Regions from separate parts of the Homo sapiens genome. Here region 2 is linked to region 1. A link is a loop called in an ENCODE intact Hi-C map of the cell type or tissue named here. Cell type or tissue: B cell. All regions are shown on one strand.

Region 1 (5,000 bases):
CAAGCTGATCACTTGAGGTCAGGAGTTTAAGACCAGCCTGGCCAACATGGCGAAACCCCGTCTCTACTAAAAATACAAAAACAAGCCGGGTCTGGTGGCGCGTGCCTGTAGTCACAGGAAGCTGAGGCAGGACTGCTTGAACCCGAGAGGCCTAAGTTGCAGTGAGCCGAGATCACATTACTGCACTTCAGCCTGGATGACAGAGTGAGTGAGACTCTGTCTAGAAAGAAAGAAGGGAGGAAGGAAGGAAGGAAGGAAGGAAGGAAGGAAGGAAGGAAGGAAGGAAGGAAGGAAAGAAAAGTATTATGTAATAAAAAATATGTAATAATAAATCTGGCCTGGATTTTATTAATCTTTATACCAATGAACCCATAAAATCTAATTTTTAATATTTATCCTTTTTCTAGAAAAGGAGCCCATGGAGGCCAAAGTGCCCACCTGGGGCCCATTAAAGTCATAATGCAAGCTGGTAATTCAGGGTGAATCTATTCTTTAAAACTTTAAAGCATATAATTTTCCAAATTATGGGACATAACAAATATTTTTAACACATATACACTAATTTATAAATCTTCACCTCATCCAAAAGTAGAAGTATACATTGGCAGCTAAATCTATACTTGGTGTAAAAATAACTTGGTCAGTGGCAATGACTGAAGAGGAAATTCTGGTCTTTGTATAATTTAAAATGAACAGAAACATCTTCATTCTCTGCCTCAAAGCTAGGTTATTAATAGACTGTATTTCAACAGAAATCAAACTTGCTATTTAAATTATGTTAGGAAACATTCAAATTATAAAGCTTTTTTAATTTTTAATTTTTTAAAAAATTTTTGAGACAGGGTCTTGCTGTTCCCCAGGCTGGAGTGTAGTGGTGTGATCATGGCTCACTGCAGCCTCAACCTCCCGGGCTCAAGCGATCTTCCCACCTTAAGTCTCCCAAGTTGCTGGGAGTACAGGCCCATGCCACCATGCCCGGCTAATTTTTAAATTTTTTTATAGAAACAGGGTCTTGCCATGTTGCCCAGGCTGGTTTTGAACTCCTGGGCTCAAGCAATCCACCTACCTTGGCCTCCCAAAGTTCTGGGATTACAGGTGTCAGCCACTGTGCTTGGCCCAAATTATGAAGATTAATTTACATGGGGAAAATATTTTCTTTCCACATCAGTCATCTGGGAACTGATAGACTTGTCATCCCTGCAGGAACACCAGAATGTCCCTTTCTAGTCTACTCCATATCTTTGGACAGTATTATATCATAACCAAATATTTGAGTCGTTCCCATCAAGTCTTACTTCTCCAATATTTAATTCTACAAGATTGATCTGATGAAGAATAAATAAGAATAAACAAGTCAAGCGCTATAAAGTGGCCTCTGTAACCAAAAAGATAATAGTAAAACCTAAAAAAGGTTAGATATATCCTTTGGAGATCTGTAAGACATTAGTTGTAGTACTGACTACCTCAGACATATTAGAAAAAAAGTTTATTTTATCTATTCTCAATACCTTCAAATGAGAATGTTTTCTACTAAGGGGGAGCCATTTCTCTATTTTGAGCATAAGAGGTTAGGTTAGGATTAAGAACTGAGGAGCTCTGACCTGCTCTGTATATTAGAGAATATTTTGACAGTTTCCAGGGCAATTTGGGGAGAAGATGGGAGGACCCAGCAAGACAAGAAGAATCTGGACATCACATTGGAGAAAGTTCAAAAGAAAAAACAGCTGAAGGAGGGAGGCCAGGGAAGGGAGTCAGAAAGGATTTTGGAGGTCAAAATTTGCAGATTAGAGATTTCTAAATTATCGCCCGTGCCATCCACAACGAGGTCTCTTCATGACCCGTAGGTCTTCAGCAGACCCATGCATCTTTTGAGTGAGTGTTGTCTGTGGGAATTGGTGGAGGAGATATATTTCAAATCCGGACCACCATGGTACACGGCCAATACCAGGTGAGAGGGAGTGGGGTACCAAGAGGCAAAGGAGGCCAAGAGAAGGTGGGCTCCCGGGGATGTGAAGAAATCCCGGAGTCATGGGAATGGCTTTGTGCTCCCACAGGCTGTGGAACTGACCAGGTAAAGCAATTTTATGCAGTTCTTAAAGGGCAAGGAGGCCGCCATATTTGACTGAGATATAAAAGTGACGATAAAGAAAAACTGAAGTATGTGGGGCCCCTATAAATTTTGCATAAACTGAGTTCTTAAGAATTGAGAAGTAGCAGGAATGATGCGGGAGGGGCCGTTTCCTCCTTGTAATGCATTGAAGGCCGCAAAAAGGGAACTCACACCAACGCTTTCACTCTCTTGGGGAATGTATGCACGCTCTTTCTCTCTCTCTCTCTCTCTCTCTCACACACACTCACACTCACACACACACAGACAAGGTGGTGGGGTGATGGTGTCATCTCCAAGTCCCTCTCCTCATTTAGCTTTTCTGATATTTGAACCGTATCTTATCTATGGATACATTACTGGTTCAGTCTCTGAAGCGGGGGCGGCTATGATGACTTGGCCTTCCTCAGGACATTCCTTGTTAATACAAGTGAACAGTGAGACGATTACGTTGATTTCACTCTCAACTCAGTGAAAGAAGTAAACACCCGGAAGCTCGTTAGAAACGTAGAACCTCCGCCTCCACCCCAGTCCTAATGAATCAGACTGCATTTTAACAGGATCCCGGGTGAGTATGAGAAGCACAGGTCTAGTTTCAATGAGAGCTCTGCTGAGGGTCAGAGACTTAGAAGAATATGAATTCTCACTCAGACGCTGCACTTCATAAAAGGAGGCATGGCTGGATAAAAATAAAGGAAGTTGGAGTTTTTCTGTTGTCGATGGATGTTTGGTGCATTCATTCTCTCTCAAGAAACAGAATCAGAAGGTCTAATTAGATAAAATACAAATACATATTTCCCCCTGTTCTGTGTGTTACTGTGTGAAAGATAGGGAAAGCACAGAGCAGGATAATGAGTCTCCTTTCATAAACTCTCCATCTTCATCTGGCCTCTGTTCTTTTAGAAATCATGTAGTACTCAAAGCATTTCTGGATCATTCCATACATTCTATTATAAGCCCAATTTTGAGCAAGAGGGTGAGTTAGGGAAGGGCAACAACATCATGAAACCTTCTAGATTGTTCTTGTACATTATGCTTGACGACAAATAAGATAGTCATCTTCTCTACCTAATTGAAAAGGAGAAAAGAAGGAAAGGCTGTCCCAGGTAGCAGGGCAGCGCAAAGGCAAGAAATGACACAATAAGAGCAGTAACAGCTAATTCTTCCTGAATGTTTATTCTGGGCTGGGGCTTGTTTTGAGCATCTCCTCTGAATAAACTTGCCAACTAGTATCTGTATTCCTGGGGTCTAGACTGAGCCAAGCAATGTCAGAGATAGGGCTGGAGAGAGAGGGGCCATCAAACAAGAGGCAAGTTCCAGACTTTGACTTCCTTATAATCAATGCACAATGATCTCCGGGGTAAACCTACCTGAGACTTTGTCCCATAGGGAATTGCAGACTTTTTTCCTGAAAGAGAGTGGATCATTCTTGCTCTCATGGGAATACCTTGGGATACAATCTGAAATGAAACCAGAAATATTGACTTCAATGACAGTAACATGGCATTATGCAAGAAAGATAGAAGTTGATTTTTAAATGTAATTTCATATATTCTCCAAGAAATTTTAAAAATTGTGAAAGACCATAGAAGCCCAACGTGGTAGAAACTCCTTCAATGAAAATGGTGATCCTGAAGCTTTTAGTTTGTTTTTTTAATCTTAGATCTTAGAACCGGCTTAAAATTTATCTGATCTAAATCGAATATCACAGATTGAGGGAAGTGATTTGTTGTTACAGAGGTTAAGTGATTTTCTCATCATGACAAAAAGGGAGATTATGAGGAGTAAAACCCAGGGTTCCTAACATTCAATGCAAAGTGTTTTCTTACACATGACTGCTGCTATCTGGGAGAAAATAATAGGAATGCAAATAGCACTCATATTTGCTAGTACTGTCAGCTCAAAGACACATTGTCACTGAAAGTAGTATCAAGAAAAATACATCTATCATGTCTGTTTATATTACCAAGCTAACATAGACAGTGAAAAGTTCTACAACATTAAGCTCACATGATGAAAATCTACTACAGGCCCACCATTCTTTATCCAAACCCATGGGGCCTGATGGTTTCAGAATTCAGAATTTTTCAATTTTAGAAAGTAGTGTAGTACACATATGCTGGATATCACATAAACCCGCCCCATAATCAAACACAAAATTTCTGTAGCAAAACATATTTATGCTAAATGAGATTTTTAAAAGACTACAAAGAGTCTCATGTCAAGTCAGATTTTGCTACTCAATGAGTGATGAGAAGCTTTCTATTTTCAGAGTCTTTTTGGAGTATAGAATTGTAGATAAGATATTACGGGCCTGTGCAATTGAAAAAAAAAAGGAATCTGGCTCCTTTTATCCTGGATGCCATCTTGACTCTCACTTTCTACAGGCAGTGACGCACCATCCTGTTGAGAACCCAATATCAGAAGCAATCATCCGGTTGCAGGGTCCTCCTCGGGTGCCTCGAGTGTCCAATGTTCACCCTCTTGCCAAATTTCGAATTTTAAAAGCTTTAGTAGAATGAGTTTTCATGCAGAGATTCTTGGTATTAAATGGTACTTTTTAAGCCAGGATGAAATCAAACCATGCAATTGTTGAAAAATACCAGGTATTATCTTCTGTAAGAAAGATACATTAAGTACCTGATCTTCCAGGCCAACAGCTTTCAAGGCTTGTCGTCCTCTATGAGAAAGGGCTAAGTTAATGCTTCTTCCACGTGTGAAGGTAGCCACTCGAGTATCTGAGACATTGGAAGCAGACTCCATGTTACGCACACTTTATATCCTAGCTCAGGATGAGCAAAATTACTGCATCTGAACAACTGGTTCATTCGGAACCACATTAAAGAACTTCTTAACTCTTCTAAAGAAAATGCTAATAGCAGTAACTTTATAT
Region 2 (5,000 bases), 76 kb before region 1:
TAAGTTAGATAATGTGTTTTAAAATATAAAGCTACATCCAAAGAAATGCCAATATGTGACATTAGTATGAAATTTACTACAGTTCCATTTAACATTCCAACTGGTTGCTGTGTGGAATATGGCATAATTGTAATAAATTATTTAGGAAAGCAAGCAAAGATGTAAGTTTTTTTAATTTAGGGGGAAAAAATGGGAGCCTTGCTCTCCAAATCCTTAAAACATGCTATTAAGCAACCTTTCTGAATATTCTGTGGTGCCAAGTAGAAAGTTTAACTGAAATTAATAAGCCAATGGAAAGAAAGAAATATTAATAACTGCTGGTGGAAAGACTAGCTAGATGTCAGTGTGGAAAGATTAGATCCACTTTACATGTGATATTCCAAATGAATTAAAATGTTAAGTATAAAAAGAAAAATACTACAAGTCTCACACCAATAGTGGTATAAAGGAACTTCATGGCAATTGGCAAGGTAGATCAACTAAGAGAAAAAGTTTTAAATGTGTAGTAAATAGGAAAAAGACAAAACAAGATGGAATTTAAAAGAAGCTATTTGCATTACACATGGATGCACTCAGTTTTTGTAAAACTATATGCATATCCATAAGGGTTTGTACTCTTAGGCAAATTTATAAAGCGATCGTGTATAAATGATATAAAAAATCAATTTGAATGGTATTCAAATTTCCTAATATTAAAAATGCAACTTTGACTTAGTTCATGCTATTGTATTAGCAAAACTGTTTTAATTGCATGTGTCCTTATAGCAGCAGCATTGTGTATTAGTAGCCTTTTAAGAGAACTGTGTAGAAGACTATAAAAAGGGCTTTATAACTGATCTTTTGACATACTCACTTTGAGTGGCATATGCCCAGGAAAATATTTAAAAGAAAGAAAAGCTATTTGTACAAAGTTTTCTAGCAGTTCCACTCAGATAACTTTAAGGGGGAAAAAAGCCCAACGATTGGAAATGGTTAAGTAAATTTTGGTGTATTGCTAGTGCTATCACAGAATGTTATATAGCCATTCAATAATATTGATATATGTCAAATTGTATGCAAAAAAGTGAGATTCAAAAATGTTAATAAGAACATAAATTGTGTTTACTGATACATGTGAAAATTTAGGTCTACATTGAAAAGAATCAGAAGATAACATGTAATTCAGTTTAACATTAGGGGTTCTTTATTTTTCTTCTGTTAAATATTGATGTATGCAATAAAAAATAAAAGATTAATTGGTAAAGTGGTTTACTGAACTGGTGAGAAAATTACTGATTTCTTAGAAGTTTCTAAAATTCTATTTTAAATTAAAATATACATTTCTAGGTGTTAAAGTCAAAAAAGATCATCTTCAGATATGTGTGGCAGAAAGTTTTACAAATCTTGGTGGGGAGGAATTCTTGGTCAAGATGGACTTCATAATTTATTTTTTCTTAGTTGATCACCATTAAGGAATAGTAATAGAAATATTAGTAATACATTCTAGGACATCAGCATGAAGACGTCATATACTAATTAAAGTATGCCCCTAAATGCAAACATGTCACTTGGGAATCTTAAAAACCGTGGAGATGAAAGTTGGATTCATAGATGTGACCGAACCTGGTTTGCAGAGAGACCTGTGCGAAGGCCAGATCTTGGGGGACTGAGGATGCGACAGACCCTTTCTTCCAGTCAGCGTGAGAGATCCAAATCAAGGTGATTTAATTTAATAAGCATCCATTGAACACCTACTGTGGGTTATGAATTGGCATTATTCTGGGAAATTAGAGATACAAAAATAAGTGCTCTGTACCTGACAAACATTCTGTTGGAATGTTTTCCTTAAGGTAAGGTACCTTTTACCTTAATGAGCATTTAAAACATTTTTTACCCGTCTCACTCCCCACTGTAACTAGCACTTCCTGTTTCCTGGCAAAAGAAAAAACAAAACAGAAGTCTCTGCCTTGTGCACGGCATCCCTTTTAAAAGGTGCCAAAACTCACTACACAGTTGAAAACAGGTGGCTTAAAGGTTAAAAGCCGAATCGTTTAACACTCTCCGAAGTCTATTTCGGATGACATTCAGTGAGTTAAGTTTTTCACATTAATCAGAAACTTTTTCTTTTGCCTGGGGAAGGAGCCAAGAGGAGCTCTAGGGGATTGGGTCTAGAAGCCCAGGACATCAAGGGCTTAGGGAGAGGAAGTATAAAGAAATTCGATCATAAAGTTTCAATACCAAGAAATTCTGATTAAGATTAATTTTATTTGCCTTCATCTTGATGGATCAAGTGAAAGTCATGCTCCTGTTGCGTAAAGGTGGCTGCTTCCTCTGAAAATTTTCAGATTTTTATTTTAGTATTTTTACCTTCATTATAAAGAGGTATTTGTAGTGTAGTTCATTTCCTTTTAACCAGCAACCAAATGTATTCACATTTCAACAGCAGGGGGCACAGTACTTCCAGCTTTCTGTAAGGCACGAACAGTACAAAAGCTGAGTGATTCACCTGAAAGAATTTGGCTATAACAAAAATATATGACAACAGTTCTGCTCCAGCACTTGTAGGAATACTTTTCTCTTGACAACTACATTTTCTTATGTGATCCTCAGGACAACTGTGTAAGGTAAGAAAGGGCAGGTATTTATACCAGTTTCTTTGTAGATAAAACCTGGAGGAGTTAAGTGACTTGCCTGGACTCTCCTACTTTGTATTGAGACCCATTAATGAGAAATGAAATGCTACTGTTTCGCTTTGCTTGCATCTCAAGAGTGATTTATTACATGTAAGAATATGTAACACATAAAGCACTATTTAAAAAGTGGTGGCTTCTGGAACTTTAGATTGGCTTTTCAACAAATAGCGAAATAATCCTATAAATTACAGTTTTTATAATTATAATAAAATGGGCCAACTCCGATTGAAAGAGAAGGGAGTTAAGTTCACTCCTGAAATCAGAAAAACGATCTCTTTATTCTGATATGTCGAGCTTAAAATCTTTATATATAATACCTTCATTGGTCCCTGCTGATGTCCTATGATTCTTGGCATTTGCTTGTTGCTAAATATATATTTAATTCTAATACACTCTGGACAACTATTTAATATTAAGGCATACACATCAGAGGAATGACTGGATTCAGAGGTGCAGGGTTGACAAAGTGTAGCAGGAAGATGAATACCTGATTATAATTCAGTCAGAATGAGATACATATTTAGGCATTTTATAGTTTAATCCTTGAGGATACTAGTACAGTGTGTTTTATGCCATTTCTTTTTATTATACATCATATAATTAAAGCCCTTGAGTTCTCTATTGCTGCTCATTTGAGACTCTTACTTGTTCCGTATTCATCTCTGACATAAAAGTAAATATTACCCAGTATGGGGAAACTTTATTTTTTATCATTACTATAAGTTAATTTTACTATATTTGTAAGTTAAGTTTACAGTTAAAGCTTGTGTAACCATTGCAGTATTTTACCAGCTTTAAAGGAAAAATTTGGGGGAATGTATGGCTGAGGAGGTGCTTGGAGTCTTGTTTTTAGGCAATTAATAATACAGTTAATTTCCTAAAATGATTTAAGTGAAGTATTATGGAGAAATGAGCTGTACATTGTTCTGTTCTCATTTTATAAATACATAACATTGGTAATGACCCCTGCTGTTGAAACATAAGTACCAACCAGATAGAAAAGTAAAAAGCAAAAGATGAGAATTGCACTGGAAATAGTTTGTCAGGAGATTGTAATCTCCTTTCAAACAAAGACTATGTGTATGGTACCTCTGCATTCCCTGGAATTGCTTACATTTCACAGGTACCCCCCCGCAACGATTTGCTAATTGAAAGACCAGCTAGCAGTTTCCAGTGGCTCTTTTCTTCCATGTCATCCTCTTGCCTTCACACTGTTCTAGGTTCCAACCTGAGGAACAGAGGACCACTAGGACCCATCTCTGGTAAAATATATCGCAATCATAGTCCTGGCTTCTTGTATTATTAGTACAGATCATTAGTTTTAGGGTAAGCCTATATGAGTCAATAAAGCTACTTAAAAATAGTACACATTTAGATATAAGAGGTTCCATCTAAATAATTTTGCTAATTTTCTCCCATTAAGGCAGTGATTTTTAAACCAGAGTGTTTGGCCTTTTATTGGCAAAGTCTGGAGACATTCTGGTTTTCACATCTGGGAATCAGATGCTACTGTCATTCAGTGGGTAGAGGGCTGGGGTGTTGTTCAACATTCTGCAATGCAGGTCAGCTCCCTCATAACAAAGAATTATCCAGCCCCAAATATCGATAAGCGCCAAGTTGAGAAAAACTGCACTAGAGCAAGTGTTGAATATTCATAAGGAGTCTGCTTTCTTCCTCAGGTTTTCTGACCCCTATCAGTGCTTCTTCAACAGGGTCATTGTTGATAGGAACTGCTGTCTTTGCTGCTCCCATATAGATCCCCCAGTTCCCCGCTACCTTCCCTCGCCAATCTTCACAGTGGCTTCCTTCTGGTGGTTTATTATAACACAGATTCCAAAACAAAAGTTTTGAATATGAGAGAATATTTTTCATCCTGCCCCAGTTTGGTATAGGTTTGAAATTTGCAATTTTTGGTATTTTTAAAATAATTTTATCCAGAAATACCGTTCCTCTGCAAAGCAATTATATTAATAGAAATGAGAGGTAATCTTTCTATGCATGGCAACTACCTCAAAATCAATGTAAAAACATTTTAGCATACTGTTTTTGGAAGGGGTGCTATTCACTTGACAGACTATTGGCAAATTAATCAAATTACACATATATAACAATAGTATGGCTTCGGAGAAGCCTATTCAAGACTAAATAAACCATCCATAATTGTACACACATTTGCACTCACTGGTGGTTCACCAAGCAATGAGATAGGCAGCAGCTTGGCATTTTATAGATGGGTGTTAACTATAGAAAATACTTAATTGCAATGGAATGAGTCAGTATGCTTAATGCAGATAAGAACTTTAACTAGACACTGCCAAGTGAAGCATA

Evidence for each region. A loop is a pair of places that touch in the nucleus more often than their neighbours do. Peaks named below come from ENCODE experiments on the same cell type or tissue, not always from the same donor. Only the 100,000 strongest peaks of a DNase experiment are listed, where the experiment ranks them.
Region 2: a loop joins it to region 1, with 4 times the contacts of the local background. A loop is called at or near these places in 3 of 110 quality-filtered maps.

The regions. Positions count from the first base shown.
Region 1 is chr1:241,549,522-241,554,521 of GRCh38, reverse strand. It overlaps KMO (kynurenine 3-monooxygenase), which reads right to left. Exons shown (of 15, transcript NM_003679.5): 3 at 4,748-4,845; 4 at 3,478-3,567. Among named protein-coding and RNA genes, the nearest start is that of KMO, 20 kb to the right of the region's middle. In B cell, no CTCF peak of the experiment used is centred here; a DNase peak (open chromatin) is centred at 2,321; H3K4me3 peaks cover 2,021 bases; H3K27ac peaks cover 4,034 bases.
Region 2 is chr1:241,625,107-241,630,106 of GRCh38, reverse strand. All of the region lies in intron 1 of OPN3 (opsin 3), which reads left to right. It overlaps CHML (CHM like Rab escort protein), which reads left to right. Exons shown (of 2, transcript NM_001381853.1): 2 at 1-1,256. Among named protein-coding and RNA genes, the nearest start is that of CHML, 13 kb to the left of the region's middle. In B cell, CTCF peaks have their summits at 2,206 and 2,406 (motif pointing right); DNase peaks (open chromatin) are centred at 2,036 and 2,426; H3K4me3 peaks cover 615 bases; H3K27ac peaks cover 2,165 bases.